2 separate regions of the Homo sapiens genome follow, and region 2 is linked to region 1. A link is a loop called in an ENCODE intact Hi-C map of the cell type or tissue named here. Cell type or tissue: heart left ventricle. All regions are shown on one strand.

Region 1 (8,000 bases):
ATATCCTCCAAAATCCACAGGCATATGTTTAAAATAGAAAGATAAAAATCACTTCTTTGTAAAGTATAATGCAAAACTTATAATGCACTTATATTTTTAGTACTCTTTATGGTGTTAAGATTACAAAGAAGTGACTCTCTCTTGTTTTAGGACTGAGTCATCCCTGACATTTACATATTATAAACACAATATTTGAATTTCCCTTTTTAAAAAAATATTATATTAGCTATACTAAGTTAATATACTTTTTTCCATTGAACTTACAGAGCTCATGGGCGTTCACTTAAACTAAACTGACATAGGGAAGATACATTTTAAAAAATCAAAGCTCTCTAGTATGACTGCTTAAAAGAACAATTATGATATACAAGCAATATGAATACTAGGTTTTGCTTACAAAGATAGTTACCTGCCTTCATTTTCTATTAATTTCCATCAGGGCACTACCAAAATATTACCTGGCAAAATTAAAATGAAAACCGTATGTTGATGAGGGAAAACATATAATGGCATAGCACATTTCAACGTTCAGTGAAAGAGTTAACACTGAAAGCTTCTCCAAAGAGAAAGAAGATATATTGATTCAAATGTATATTAGAATATGTTGTTCAATGTCATTTGCCAAATGTTTCAATTTTTAAATAATCACTTACGTTAAATAAATAGAAGCATGCATTCAAACAGTGTGATATGAAATTAATACTTTGTTGTAATTTTAAGAAGAGGGATAAGATTTTCCCCAAAAATGGAATGAAACTTCTGCATAAAAACCAACAATATACTGAAAAATAAACAGTTGCAATTACTTTTTTTCCTACTTAGTAATACAAAGATAAATTGTTCTCTTTGGAAATCAAATATTTTCCTAACCACTGTGTTTCTTTAATTAAACTGTATTCTTTATAGTGATCAAACATAATTAGCAGTAACAAGTATTTAATGAAAACAAACTGCTACTCCCAAACCTTTACTACATGTTTTGTTTAAATCCCACAGATGCTCCAAGGATTACTGTATCTCCGTCACAAGTACAAAAGCATACACCCTCCCCACTCTGCCCACCCCAATTTGCCAGGAGCATTTAAAACAACAATAAAAACAACAAAAACTTCTATAATTCCAAGGACTTTAGTTCACATTCAAATCCTGCTCCTCAGCTCAAGGCATCACTTCCAAAGAAGCTTAACACTTAGCCCTTCAAATATTTTATAGATTTGTTCTTCAGAAATCCCACTTGATATCTTCATATAATAAAGCATTACCCTGGTATCTTTGATTATTAGTAAGTGGTCAAAATAGAAAGAAAAGTGCCCATGCTGGACTCATTGACAGCTAGGTGATACAGCAAGTCTTCTGTAATTAATTGTGAGTGAAAGGGGGTTTGGTTTTGCAGCCTCATAAAACTTTTCCCACATGGCTGAACCCACGGTCAGGAGATGTTAGGCAACATTAACTGCCTGCACATTTCTGCAAGGCTCTAGAGGAACAGCTAGGCACTGGGGCTCCAATCCTGAGAACCCTGGGACATGAGACATCAGCATCTACCTTTCATCTTAGCTGAGATTTGGAGTGGGTTCAGACCACAGAGGCTCCTTAATTCTCACTAATTCATTTGCTTTCCTGATTCACTTGGCTTGGAATAACCTGAGAATGATAATGAACCTGTGAGGGGAGCTCTTAGTCCCTTGCCTTTGAATGTGCTTGGCACGGATCGAGGGCTTTCTCTGAATCTTGCAAGAGGAAAAGAATCTTATTAGCACTGATTGCTAGTCATGAGGTTTCCTCTAAAAATTGCTCATGTGTTTTAACTCTTGCTGCTTTTTGAAAAGTAGAGTAGTGAGGAGGGAAAAAAAGTTGGGCTTTTTAATACAAATAACGTATGTATCTAGAAGCTGGGGTTATATTTTAGGGGTGTGATTTAAACCAAATCCTAGCTGCCAGCTTTTTCTTGGACTCTGAAAAGCAATCTCAGTGTTTCTCACTGTTTTCTACAACTGATGCTAAGTTCCTTTTCATTTCCTGTAGATAAACACATTCTTGCACTAGAGAGATGGGGTTTTTCAAAAGAGCATCCAAATCCTCTTTTTTTTTAAAAAAAAAAAATCGTTTTCAGACTTAATGTACCGCAGGAGTTGTCAAGTTCACATACATTTCTTGTGGTTTTGGAATTCTGTTGAATTGGCACTTTTGCTTTTACAATTAGTGTGTTGTGGACCTTTAGCTTCTACCTAGGTAAGAATTTGTGCTTGAGATGAAAAAGTCAATAAATGAACTGGGCAAAGTGGTGTATCTTAGTGAAGCAATAAAAAGGGCAATTTGGGTCTACTGGTCTAGCTGAAGGTGGTCATTCTTTAGATTTTGAGATACTAAACTACTGACCAAATTATTCTCTTGTTCAGTTGTAACTGTGATTTCACATGTACAGTTGCACAGACCCTCCTGTGCACATGCTAACTGAGGTTATATGCAGCAGCTGCAATGAAATAGATGCACCAAGGGGGAGCAGGAGGCTTGACTCAAGAATTAGAAAGGGACTTCAGTGGCAAGGCAAAACGATAACACATTCTGGTACTTTACAAAAGGTACATGACCTCTGATGTCATGTGCTTATCCACCATTTGGGGACTCTCTTATCAAGATTTAAAATTTCCTCCACAATCTGAGTGACCAGAGCAACCCATGACATCCATCTGTAATGTTAGTAAATTTGTAGTATAGGTACTGGGGCACCAACCTAAGCCATAAGTCATCACCTCATTTTGAGCATACAGAATACCTGAATGCTAAAGCAGGAGAGATCTTTAGAGTTCATCCAGTCCAACTCATGGGGATTTTAAAGATGACAAAATTGAGAGCCAGTAAGTTTGGGAGATTTGTCCAAGGTCAAACAGCTGTTTAATGATAGAACTGTGAAGAGAACTCAGTATTCGTATTTGAAGTTCAGTGCTCTATCTGAGACAATGCACAAAGAGTGCTAGAATTTCCATACAAACTGGTTTGACATTGCAATGTACATGTTCAAGGGTTTAATGCTAATGGAAAGTATTTCAAGAGGTAATCTGTCTTTTCAAACCTTACCACTGGTCCTCTCTATTGACTTTCTATGGCCTCACACCATTACCTGTTTCAACTTTTACTTTTTCCAAGGACACCCCTTTTTATTTCTTCCCAGCCAGAGAATGTTTCCACTAATTAAATAAGTGGACATCAGGGATCACATTTTCACTTATTTCCCTTTCTCCATAATCTCACACTATTCCCCTCTGCTCTCTTTCTTCAGCACTGGGGCTATCCTTATTTCTGGGCAGCACTTGGCAAATGTTTACTAGAGTAACAGTTTATTTACAATTTATTTCTAATTCTATGAAATCACTAGTTGGTGTAATTTCACAACATCTGTGGATATGCAATTTGAGAAATATTTATGAAAAACACATCAATGCTTTCATCCTGGGGGCATGGTCATTTCAAACAACATAGACCAGTGAATAAAAACGGCTTTGGGAGCTGACAAATCTGAGCTGAAATCCTGAGCCCCAATACTTACTATGATCTTAAGCAAGGTATTTAACCTCCCTAAATCTCAATTTTCTTTTTTATAATACATGAGGCTTCAAAGTCTTGCCACAATGCTTGGCATATAGTAGACTCTCAATAAATGTTAGCTATTATTGTTATCATTATTATTATTACTATTATTAGCGACATTGTTTTCCTATTAATATAAATAATAAAAGATCCATTTATGAAGCATTGTAAAGCTCAAGTAACTGTGGATTAAATGGACTTGAGGGCTCTCCTGGAGTAAAAGGTGAGATATAGAGGTGAAATTCTACTTCAAGCATTCCAGCTTGAGAACTTGAAAGTGATGACAATACTTGTCACACCCTAAAAGGGGGAATCTTGGAAGCAGATTTCAATGAAGTGGCTTTGATAATTGTGGATTTGTGTCAGGTGAGGGCAACAGAGAGCTATCCAGGCAGACAACACTGGAGGCCTGAAAAACCACGAACTTGGTTATCAATCCCCATGGGAAGGAGGGAAGCCAGTTTGAACTGAGGAGAGAAATTAGAACTCAGAGTCTCCACTGGGCCCAGAAGAAGGTCAAAGGTAGAAGCCAGGATGACTTCAATTCACCAAGCAAGAAAAAGGAGGAAAGCTGAGTAGAACTAGAATGGAGTTGGGACAGATAACAGCAGCCACAACTATTGAGATCCCTCAGAAAGCAGCGTCCATAATAACTCTTTGTGATGCAGCAATTCAGAGCTTCCCAACTGAACCCAGACAGCTGTCACTGGCCTTTGTGAAGGCCATGTTGACTCTGGTCTTTAATATTTACAACTGAGGTAGCAGTAGAAGCATCCAGTACAAATAACCAACCGAAAGAAAAGATGATCAAGCTTAGCAGAAAATTCAGGAAACTATTGAGGAAAGCCAAGGAAACTACCATCTATTGAGCACCCACTATGCATTTTGCAGTCTCACTTAATCCTGTCTATCCTATGCACTAGGCATTATTACTTCTACTTTGCAATGAGAAAAATGAGGTTATGAGAAATTTAAAAAATGTATCCAAGATCACATAGCTCATAAATGGAAGGACCAGGTAGAATTAGAATGAATATCTGTCTGATATCAAAGCTCTTCCCATCCATTCCTGCCACTCAGTATTAAAGCCATGAGAATGCATGAGTACTCTGAAGGACCAAACACACACACACACACACACACACACACACACACACACAAAAGAGTCAAAGGAGTCAAGTAAGTGTTTAATGCAAGAGTAATTTCAGGAATTAGGACTGATAACACACTTCTGGATTTGGCAATTAGGAAGACACTAGTGACCTTGGGGAAACAAGTTCCTGTAAAATGATGAGGATGGAAACTGAAAGCCGGACTGTCAGTGAGGAGTGGTAAGGGGATGGTGGCTAGAATTGTAAATCGCTCTTTGGGGAAACTTGGCAGTAAAGGAGTAGTAACTCTAAGAGTACCACAGCTAGAGACATTTTTTTCTTTTGTAATGGAAGACATGAAAATATTTGTGGGCAGTGATGATGGAGCCACTAGAAATCAGTGTACATTCGAAAGAAACAGGGCATTATTCCAAAGCACAGTTATGTAGGAGGGAAAGAAAAGATAGCTAAAAATATATAGACTTATTTGAGTTGGTAAGAATAATACAAGTGTAGAGATATTTGGAAGTTAGAGTGTGACAGGAAATAAAACTTGGGTCAGATAGCTTTGATCAATCAAGTAGGAGACAGAAGTATCTGCTGTGAATGAAATGTCTCAAAGTGGATCTTCAAGTGATAAATAAGTGAATGAATGAGTAAGTGACACAAGAGAAAATCTAGTGGCATGCATTGGTTAGTGTCAGAGAGAAGCAACATAGCAAATAGACAGAATTTCATCATTAAGTGAATTTGGAGTTCTGCACAATCCCAGTATGTGGTGAAAGTTGATGGGCCAGAGCTGTTATAAACTGACCCTTCCAGGTCTATCACAGCCCACCTAGAAAATGAATCCTACTGTAGCCCCTGTGGGAAACAGATATGCTAATTATATAAGCAACATCAGTCTTTTGAGTTTCTCAGCAGTGATATTTACTAGTTTGCATTGAAATCAGGACAGCTAAAAACTGTCCATAACTGCCTTCTTCTACCATATGCACAGTAAAATGGCTGGTACATCACTTCCATAGGCAGAATACAGCAGACTTCATCTTTGTGCCTAAACTCCCCTGCTAAAACAAAAGCCTGTTCGTAAATCCTAATTTTTTAGGAAAAAAAATAATGTGTTGCAGGACTCACACTGTAAGCATTTAAAACATCTTGACAGGAATGAATATTATGTGTGATAATTTCCTTTAGGGGTTGGAAAACCTGTATAAGGTATAAGCTTGGGAATCAAAAAGATGAGATAGTGTGGGTAGAGTGGGGGTGGGCATCTGTTATCTTTTTCTTTCATCTTTAAAAATCTATGGCAAATTAACCTCCCTTTATTGGTGGAGTATTATCTAACAACTCAGTCAACATTTAAAGTACATACTTGAACAAGGTAAGAACAGAAAAATACCTTTTATCAGTCTATAACATTAAGTTGCTGGAATTCTAAAATTCAAATTCAACTTTAAGGAAAAATCACTTTTTTCTCAGCATTGATGCCACTTATTCTGATGCAATTTGTGTTTCATAAGGTTCTGTTAGCCTGGAATTCTAGAGGCATTCATGAATTCAGAATTTGTTACAAATCCCTCTATAGAGGCACATGTTGATTTAGGAAGTGTCCACATGACAGTAAAACAACCAATCAATTCAGTGAAAAAAAAATCAATTGATTCAATAAAAACATCAAACAGGCTGTTTGCTGTCATGAAGATCAAACTACTGTTTGACAGAACTTTTACGTTTTAATCAATGGTATTGATGTCCGTAAACACTGTCTTAAGTTTACCAGCCCATGTTCATCGTACAAAAGGGGACCAAGTTGCTAATCGTTAAGTAATTTCACCAAGAGAGTACATAGGAAAACTTAAATTTCAAGGCCAAAATTTCAACTTCTACTTTGTAGCTCTTTCCATGTCTAATTTCTTTCTTAGTGATCTCCCTCCAAAAGAAATTTGTTTTGTAATGTGGTGCCATTACAATACAATATACCTCAAGCAAAATTGCCATCATGCTGAGAAGCATCTTCTGTGTTTACCCCTAAAACAAAGGTGGTAGATTTTAGCCTTCCTTTCTTTATATGCACCATTCATCTTTCTTGGCTGATATTTCTGGAATTTGTAACATATCCATCATTATCTAACTGCCAACTGCTTTCACAGGAGCTGTTGCTTTAAGCTCATTATTTCTTCCCATTGGAGAATCTGCAGAGCTTCTTTCTACAACTCACAGCAGCCAGCATGGTACGTGTGTACAGATGAATGGTCAGGTTTGTCCTTCAGAGTCCCTTTGTACCCAGCTTTGCCCCAGAACTGCAGCGTGTAATGAGCAGCAAATGCATACTCATGTGCCTTAAAAGTGTACAGTGAAAACTGTAAAAAAAAATGCCAAAATAAAGACCACATTCGTAAATAAGCTGTTAGCATAACCACATAGTTCCGTAGAGTTTCCTATTTACCTAAGAGTTTGGGGATTATCATGACTCTCCTATAATTAGTTTCCTCAAAACTTCCTTGTAGTCAAGCAGGGTTGATTGGGCAGCTGTCTTTCAAGAAGAGTTACAAGAGCTACACTTTGGGAGATTTCAAACTAAATCTGAGAGTGGATGATGAAAGCACCAACATGCAGATTGTGAGGAAAGTAAGCGAAGACTCTATGAATGCTATTAGTTTAAAGGGCTGTGCAAGTGTATCCACAAGGTACTGAGTTACAATCAGAGAAAAAGATGTGTGTCCCATGTCTCTTTCTATAACTCATTATTTAACAACCCAAGTTAACAGGCATAGATGCTCCAGAGTTACTGAATGCAATTTTCAGAATTTTAAAGATTGACCGTTACTTGGAAATATTGAAAATGTGAAATTTACCATCTCTGCACTGATCTCGAGAGTCTATTTTGGGACATGAGATAATGGGGAGTGGATCTACAAATAATTGCTAGGTAACCAAAATAAAGCTTTTTTCTTTTCTCTCTTTTTCCTTTAATATAGGTCAAAGTGAACACACATAACACTCCACCACGATCAGACCCGGTTTTGCGCATTATGTACTGTTATTGTTTTTGTTAAAGCAAAGAAAAGCCAGGAGGATTAGTTATCTCAGCTGTAGATATCTGAGTTACAGAAACACAGCTGGAAAGTCATGGTTTCCACCCCTTCCACAGTCTTTCCTATGGCTAAAATCAGCATGGCTCCTTTGAGATCTAAAAGACAAAGATGTATTGTCACTGACTCCTGCATGCTAACACTCAAGTGTGCCACCTTTAGTGATCTAGAGTCATTTTGGATATTCAGGTATTGATAACAATTATTTATACTCACATGAATGGAT
Region 2 (8,000 bases), 570 kb after region 1:
GTACAGGCATTGAGTAAATACAGCCATTCGAAATGGGAAAACTTGGCCAAAACAAAGAGGTACAGGCCCCATGCAAGTCTGAAATCCAGTGGGGCAGTCAAATCTTAAAGCTCCAACATGATCTCCTTTGACTCCATGTCTCACGTCCAGGTCACACTAATGTAAGATGTGGGTTCCCATGGAACCCATGGGTTCTTGGGCCACTCTGCTCCTGCGGCTTTGCAGGGTACTGCCTCTCTCCTGGCTGCTTTCACAGGCTGACATTGAGTGTCTGCAGCTTTTCCAGGCCCATGTTGCAAGCTGTAGGTGGGGCTACCATTCTGCGGTATGGAGGATGGTGGCCCTCTTTTCACAGCCCCACAAGGCAGTGCCCCAGTGGGGACTCTGTATGGGGTCTCCAACCACACATTTCCCTTCTGCACTGCTCTAGCAGAGGTTCTGCATGAGCACCCCGCCCCTGCAGCAAACTTCTGCCTGGTCATCCAGGTGTTTCCATACATCCTCTGAAATCTAGGAGGAGGTTCCCAAACCTCAATTCTTGACTTCTGTGCACCCGCAAGCTCAGCAGCATATGGAAACTGCCAAAATTTGGGGCCTCCACCCTCTGAAGCAACAGCCCAAGCTATATTTTGGCCCCTTTTAGCCATGGCTGGAGCAGCCAGAAAGCAGGGTACCAAGTTGCTAGGCTGCACAGAGCAGGGGGCCCTGGCCTGGCCCATGAAACCATCTTTTCCTCCTAGGGCTCCTAGCCTGGGATGGGTTGGGCTGCTGGGAAGACCTCTGACATGCCCTGGAGACATTTTCCCCTTTGTCTTGGTGATTAACATTTGTCTCCTTGTTAATTCTGCAAATTTCTACAGCTGCCTTGAATTTCTCCTCAGAAAATGGGATTTTCTTTTCTACTGCATTATCAGGCTGCAATTTTTCCAAACCTTTTTGCTCTGCTTCCCTTATAAAACTGAATGCCTTTAACAGCACCCAAGTCACCTCTTGCATGCTTTGCTGCTTAGAAATTTCTCCCACCAGATACCTTAAATCATCTTTCTCAAGTTCAAAGTTCCACAAATCTCTAGGGCAGGGGCAAAATGCCACGAATCTCTTTGCTAAACCACAACAAGAGTCACCTTAGCTCCAGTTTCTAATGAGTTCCTCATCTCCATCTGAGACCATGTCAGCCTGGACCTTATTGTTCATTCACTATTAGCATTTTTGTTAAAGCCATTCAATGAGTCTCTAGGAAGTCCTAAACTTTCCCATGTTTTCCTGTCTTCTGAGCCCTCCAAACTGTTAACAACCTTGCCTGTTACCCAGTTCCAAAGTCACTTCCACATTTTTGGTTATCTTTTCAGCAACACCCACTCTACTGGTACCAGTTTTCTATATTAGTCCATTTTCATACTGGTGAGAGGCAAGGAGGAGCAAATCACATCTTATGTGGATTGCAGCAGGCAAAGAGAGCTTGTACAGGGCAACTCCCGTTTTTAAAACCATCAAATCTTGTGAGACCCATTCACTATCATGAGAACAGCACAGGAAACACCCACCTCCATTATTCAATCATCTCTCACTGGCTCCTTCCCACAACCTGTGGGAATTATGGGAGCTACAAGATGAGAGTTGGGTGGGGACACAGAGCCAAACCATATCACTTATTTTGTATAAATAAACTTCGTTCTAAGGTAACATTCTATTTAAGCAAAGTATAGCTTTCACTATATGAAAATCTTACACTGTTTTGTTTGAAAAATCACATACTTTTATAGTGATCTGTTTATATTCACCTGCTATAATGACAAAGGAACAAAAGGAATGTCTGCAAGTATTTTATTTGTGATGTAATGAAACTCCAGATTCAGTGCAGTTATTCCAACAACGCACAAATGCTAACATTTAAAAGTTAAGTGCTGAATGATTATAAACCTCATGCTATTTTGATACTGTTACTTGAAAAGTAATACGAAAGGGTCCTTGAATATCTATAGAATGATACCAGAAAATCCAATATTTGTGTAAAATGTTATAGGATCAGCTGTTTAAACAGTAGCCTGATTAAATATCAATACATGTTTTGAAAGCATTGTAAATTTTACTCTATTATTATCTCAGAACATAATTTTCAACTGGTAAACAGATTTTTTTAGAAAGCAACCAAATTATAGTGTACTGTGTCCTTGTCCCAAAATCTATGGTGTTCTACCAAAACATACTATGGAAAATAGCAAGCGCTTATCCTGCCTTGTCCTATGCACCAAAGATCTTAAGGGTCACTTATATGGTTTTAAAATAACTTCATTCCAATCAGGCAAAAGAATTTGTCTTTTCTTACTTTTACTCTTTACAAAACTTAAGTTCTCTCCATTAAGCATTGTCAAAAACAAATCACATATTAATATGACAAAATAAAAACTCTGAAAAAACATCTTATGGATGAAAACTTTTCTTCCTCTTGTCTAAACATTTTCTTGATTTACCATAAACTTATCTTGATTTCTTACAAGGTTATTATAAATGACAATTTATAACAATTTATAATAACCTTGTAAGAAATTTTTTAAAAAAACTTTGGTCTTGTGAATTGTTATTTAAAAAGAAGACATCCTTAAATTATAGTTCTTTTAGGTTTAGGACATGGTATTATTGTCTTCTTTATTTAATTTGAAGCTTTTTGACTTAGACAAAATAGTAATTCAAATATGTATGATTATAAGATCTTCCATTGTAAAACTTGTATCTTACACATATTTTGTAACATCCTTATAATACTGAAATACTAGTCTGACAACTAGTAGTGAGTCGGTAATTATTTGACACATATATCAACATGATTCAGAAACTGCTAATACATCTTATATGAAAATGACCATTATAAAAGTGAAAATTTGCAACAGAAATATTCTTTCTCTTTTTTATAATTTTTCTATTTGATTTTCACTTCGCTTCTGAGAGATATCATATTATGAATATCTATTAGTAGTATAAACTCTGAAATTTTATTCAGTCAACTCTGGTTGATATAAATAGATAAGTAAATGTGTAAATGGACTTTCAGAGCAGTGATAAGGGATTGAGGATGAATTTTTTTTCATTATTGATACTAAACTGAAAATCAATAGTGTTTTTTGCCCAGAGAGAAACAAAATTAAATCAATTTCAAGACTAAATTGGTATTTATCTTTTTTCAGTTCTGAAGAACTGATTTTAATTTTACTCATAAGAGAAATTTATTTTCTTATAATAAATTGTTTTCCAACTTGCACCCACCAGCCCCCTGACCTTCAATCATCCTAATAATACTAGAAGATACAAAATGTAAACCAGACTTATTTTTATACTAGTTAGCTTTGATATATACATAGTGTTAGAATCCTAGGAGAGATATTGTGAGTATTCATATTTTAATGTAACATGTAAATATTTTATAAAGATATATTTAAAAATTGATTTAGTGTTTCTATACCATTTTGATGTTCTTCTGCAAAAAAAACAGCAAAAAAAAAAAAAAGAAAAATGAAAAAAATTAGTGTACTCACCAGACTGCCAAGAATTCTACTTATGAATCTATGCAATGCTTCTAATTTCTAATGGATTGCTTTTGTAACTTTTGGAGTATTGCCATTGAGTTTTTGACAATTGAGAAATTGACAATAAATTTCCCTTAATTTATTGTCAGATGGTTTCTAGTGGATTTATCTTAGCGGTTTGCTGAACTTCCCCCAGAAACCTGCTCGGAAGTCACCTGAGCCTTAGCCAGCAGAGGACTCTTTTGATCCATGTCCTTAGGCTGTTGAGCTCAGCTCAGGGAATTGCTCCATCCAGACCACCACAGCTCTTCCAGGTAAGACCATTCTACTGCCAAAGAGTTGCTGGACCTCTCCCAGCACATTGGCAAACTCTGACTCCTGGACTGGTCCCAGTGAACTGGCAGAGTATAATCAGTTGGCTGCTGCTGGTGGAAATGTGGCCCACACTACTCAAAAGATGACACCTTCTTCTTATGAGGCAATTTGGTGATGCAGGGAAAATAATGTAGTCATGGTTATAACAAAATAGTGCTTAGCCTGGGGAAAGCAATTGCTCACTACAAATCTTAATAAAACCACAAACAAATTTACAAATTAGAGCTGAATTACAGATACTGCATTACATTTTTTCTTTCCTATTCATTTTTTTTCTAGGGAATTTGTCTAGAATTTTAGTCCACAATTCTATCACCAAAACACATCTTATCATTTTAGATTTTTTTTTTTGGTGAATATGGAGTTACAATTGAAGTGAACACTTTTTACTAGTATTGTTTCTACATTTCCACAGATTTATTAATTAGTAAAATAGAATCTCCACAATTTTATTTTAGTTTGATTAAAATAATTTTAAACAAGCCTTTAGTAAGCATGAGTTGGGCATTTTCTAAAAGTCCTGGGCCGGAACAATTCACTATTCCCTGGAGTTTCCTAGTAAGTTATCTGAACAGATCCTGAGACAATTTAATTAAACAGGATACTTAATAGGTCAAATAACTAAATCCTCTTTATGTCCATTTTCAGAGGCAAGAATGCTGATACTACCCAACAACTCTACCTTCTCTAGATCCCTCTATTTTTTTACTTGAAAACTAGTAATAAAAATACTATGATAAATATAAAAGAAATCCAACAACCTATTACCACTACCTATAATTTGAAGATTTATCTTTGGTGTCAATCCATATTACTTTGGGGTTTCAAACCCATAAATAGTCCCAATAATATGTACTATTGGTATTTAAGTTTTAACTTTTTATTTTTACAGTATTTCAGACTTATAGAAAAGTTCTGAGAATAACAGAGAATTCTCTTAGACCCCTTACCCAGATTTCCCAAATATTAGCTTTACATTTTCTTCACAATTCTCTTTCTGTCTCTCTAAAATATATGCACGTTATTTCCTTTTAACATTTTCAAAGTAAATTGCAGATGGATCCCTTTACCCATAAATACTTCTATTTGTTTTTCTTAAGAGCAAGGTCAGTCATCAATTGGCAGACTTTATAGTAATAATTATTGCAGACAAAAATCGCAAATGGATGGTAAATTAGTAGGCAAAAGTATGATGAGAAACAGGATATATGCATATAAGACCATAGAGTCTCAGAATATCTATCTCTCCATCAAAGATTTTGCCTCTATGCAAAGAGCAGCCTGGCTTCTGTCCCTGAATTCTGGAAGTTAACCTCCAAATTCTTGGAATATTCTGTGCAATAGGCATTTCCTTGTTATTGATGGGGACCTTTGCACCATACCACCTCTGATTGCTCATGCTATCCATGTAACTCATGGTGAGCTCCTAGTTTTTGCTAAGCAGATGACTCATGGTGGGGGCTGCTACCTGGAAGCCCAACCATGGGATTAGAGGGAGAAAGGGAAGAGGCCGGAGATTGGGTTAAACCATATGAGCGATGATTCTAACAGTTGAGCTTACATCATAAAGCCCTAGGAAAAATTCTGCACCATGAAGGAGCTTCCCCGTTTGGCAATATTCTTTTATTTATTTATTTATTTTTATGTTTATTTTTAATTTTTTTTTTTTGAGACGGAGTCTAGCTCTGTTGCCCAGGCTGGAGTGCAGTGGTGCGATCTCGGCTCACTGCTGCAAGCTCTGCCTCCCAGGTTCACGCCATTCTCCTGCCTCAGCCTCCCCAGTAGCTGGGACTACAGGCGCCTGCCACCACTCCCGGCTAATTTTATTTATTTATTTATTTATTTATTTATTTTTATTTTTAGTAGAGACGGGGTTTCACCATGTTAGCCAGGATGGTCTCGATCTGACCTCGTGATCTGCCCGCCTCGGCCTCCCAAAGTGCTGGGATTACAGGCGTGAGTCACCGCGCCCGGCCGCAATATTCTTTAACTATTGTCACACTTCCATGCTGGAAGAATCATGTGTCCTTGCAGACGATGAAAAGTTTCTGTTTGGCATCTTTCCAGGCTTCGCACTGATTCACTACTCTTGACTGGTTCTAATTTGTATCCTTTCCTTATAATAAGCTGTAAATATAATATATTTCAGTGATACCTGTGAGTCTTTCTAGCAAATTATTGAACACAAAGGTGGTCTTGGGAACCCCTGAGTTTGTAGCCTGCCAGTCTGAAGTGAGGGTAGTTTAAGAGATTGCCTAAATTGTGCTTGATATCTAAAGTGAGAACACTCTTGTGGAGATTGTTTCTCAGAGTTTGCAGTTTGAGAAACTCATTGCATTTGGTGTCATAAGTCTTCAGCAGACTTGGCAGTTTGAAGAACTGTGTCTTTAACCTTGAGTTTGGCTTAACTCTGGATAGAAATAAGGATTTTTTTTTCACCGGAGAAAGCTGACAGACACCACCTTCACCAAGTGACCAAAAGTCGTATCTCCTACGATGACTAACATTGATCATGTACCTCCTCATATGGTATACTAGAGATGGCACAACATCTCTTCTGCATTATTCTCACCAAAAATGCTTGAACTTTAATTTAATCATGAGAAAACATCTGATGACCCCAATTTAAGGGGTAGTCTGCAAAATAACTGGCCAGGACTATTCATCAACATGAGACACTGAAGGAGACTTCACATCTGCAGACACAACTAAGTGCACGTGGGATCTTGGGTTGTATTTTGGACCAGAAAAGCGATTTAAATAGGAACATTGATAAAATTTGATTAAGGTCTGTAGATTAGTTAATAGTTGTATCTATGTTAATTTTCTCATTTAGAAAATAATGTATTTAGGTAAGATGCTATCATCATGTAAAGGTGGGCGAAGGACTTGTAGGAATTCTATTATTTCTTTCTACTCATTTTTTTTCTGGCTCCTAATTCTCCACACTTTGTAACCTTGAGTATGTTATTTAATTTATCTGATTCTCAGTTTTTTCAAGTGGAAAATGGGAAATTTAATACCTATTTTGTAGTTTTTAAAAATTGTGATAAAATGCAATAATATATTTGAAGCACCTACCAGAGTCCTGGAACAAACTAGGGCCTCAACAAATGTGCTTTTTCCTTTCAGTTCCCAAAGTCAAAGCCTTATCATGTGAGGGCCAGTCTCATGCATCTGCGGAGTAGACTGTAACTCACATGACATGATTTGCCATCTTCTCAAACATATCAGCCTCCGAATCCCCAGGAATTTCCTTCTACGACTCATCCCTTCATGCTTATGCATTCCACATCCCACCATGTTCTATTAAGACACACATGCATTACCTGAGTAAAGGGCCAACACAATTCATTATCATTTTTTGGTTTATGTAATGATCAGATTATCTGGGCATGGGATTTGGTGAAGAGTTTGAAGAGGGCAGGCCTGGAAAGAACCTCTAGTGGTTACTTGAGCAGACAGGTGATCCTTCCAGTCCCTGAGGACCCGGAAGACAGAAAGATCCTCAAAACCAAGTTAGATGTGCAGAAAGAAGGATGAGAAAGAACCAATATTAGATTCTGAAGAGTTTTTACATTTGTCTGGACTAACATGAGCGTGACCCAAGATTTTGTGTACTTTCCTTTTTTCTTTCCTAAAAGTAAAAATTGCTGTCCTTTTCAGTGAACACTTCTGCTTTCTCCTAGGTGCTCTAAGCTAGATATGAAGGTGAGGCCTAGAGTAGAATGTGACTAAGGAAAAACACTAGGGAATTATGAGAAAGCACCATCTACCCTGGTCCAAACATTAGGCTACAGGGTGTATGATGTGTTGACTCTCATAGAATCTACTGCTCATAATTGCACTCTGTCATTAATTTTTTTGTTTTGCCAGCCGTAAGCCTTTTCTGCACAATTATTTTTATAATTTTAGAGCCTAGAACAGTGAATGACACTTAAGTTAGGTGGATGTGATGGTTAATTTTATGGGCCATGGGGTGCCCAGATACTTGGTCAGGCATTATTCTGGGTATTTCTTTGTGGGTGTTTTTAGGTGTTATTAACATTTGAATCAGTTACCTGCATAAAACTGATTGTCCTCCCTAATGTTGGTGGGCCTTGT

Evidence for each region. Peaks named below come from ENCODE experiments on the same cell type or tissue, not always from the same donor. Only the 100,000 strongest peaks of a DNase experiment are listed, where the experiment ranks them.
Region 2: a loop joins it to region 1, with 2.4 times the contacts of the local background. A loop is called at or near these places in 4 of 110 quality-filtered maps.

The regions. Positions count from the first base shown.
Region 1 is chr2:163,468,176-163,476,175 of GRCh38, forward strand. No RefSeq gene overlaps it. Among named protein-coding and RNA genes, the nearest start is that of FIGN, 260 kb to the right of the region's middle. In heart left ventricle, CTCF peaks have their summits at 1,687 and 3,954; no DNase peak of the experiment used is centred here.
Region 2 is chr2:164,040,939-164,048,938 of GRCh38, forward strand. No RefSeq gene overlaps it. Among named protein-coding and RNA genes, the nearest start is that of FIGN, 310 kb to the left of the region's middle. In heart left ventricle, no CTCF peak of the experiment used is centred here; a DNase peak (open chromatin) is centred at 3,903.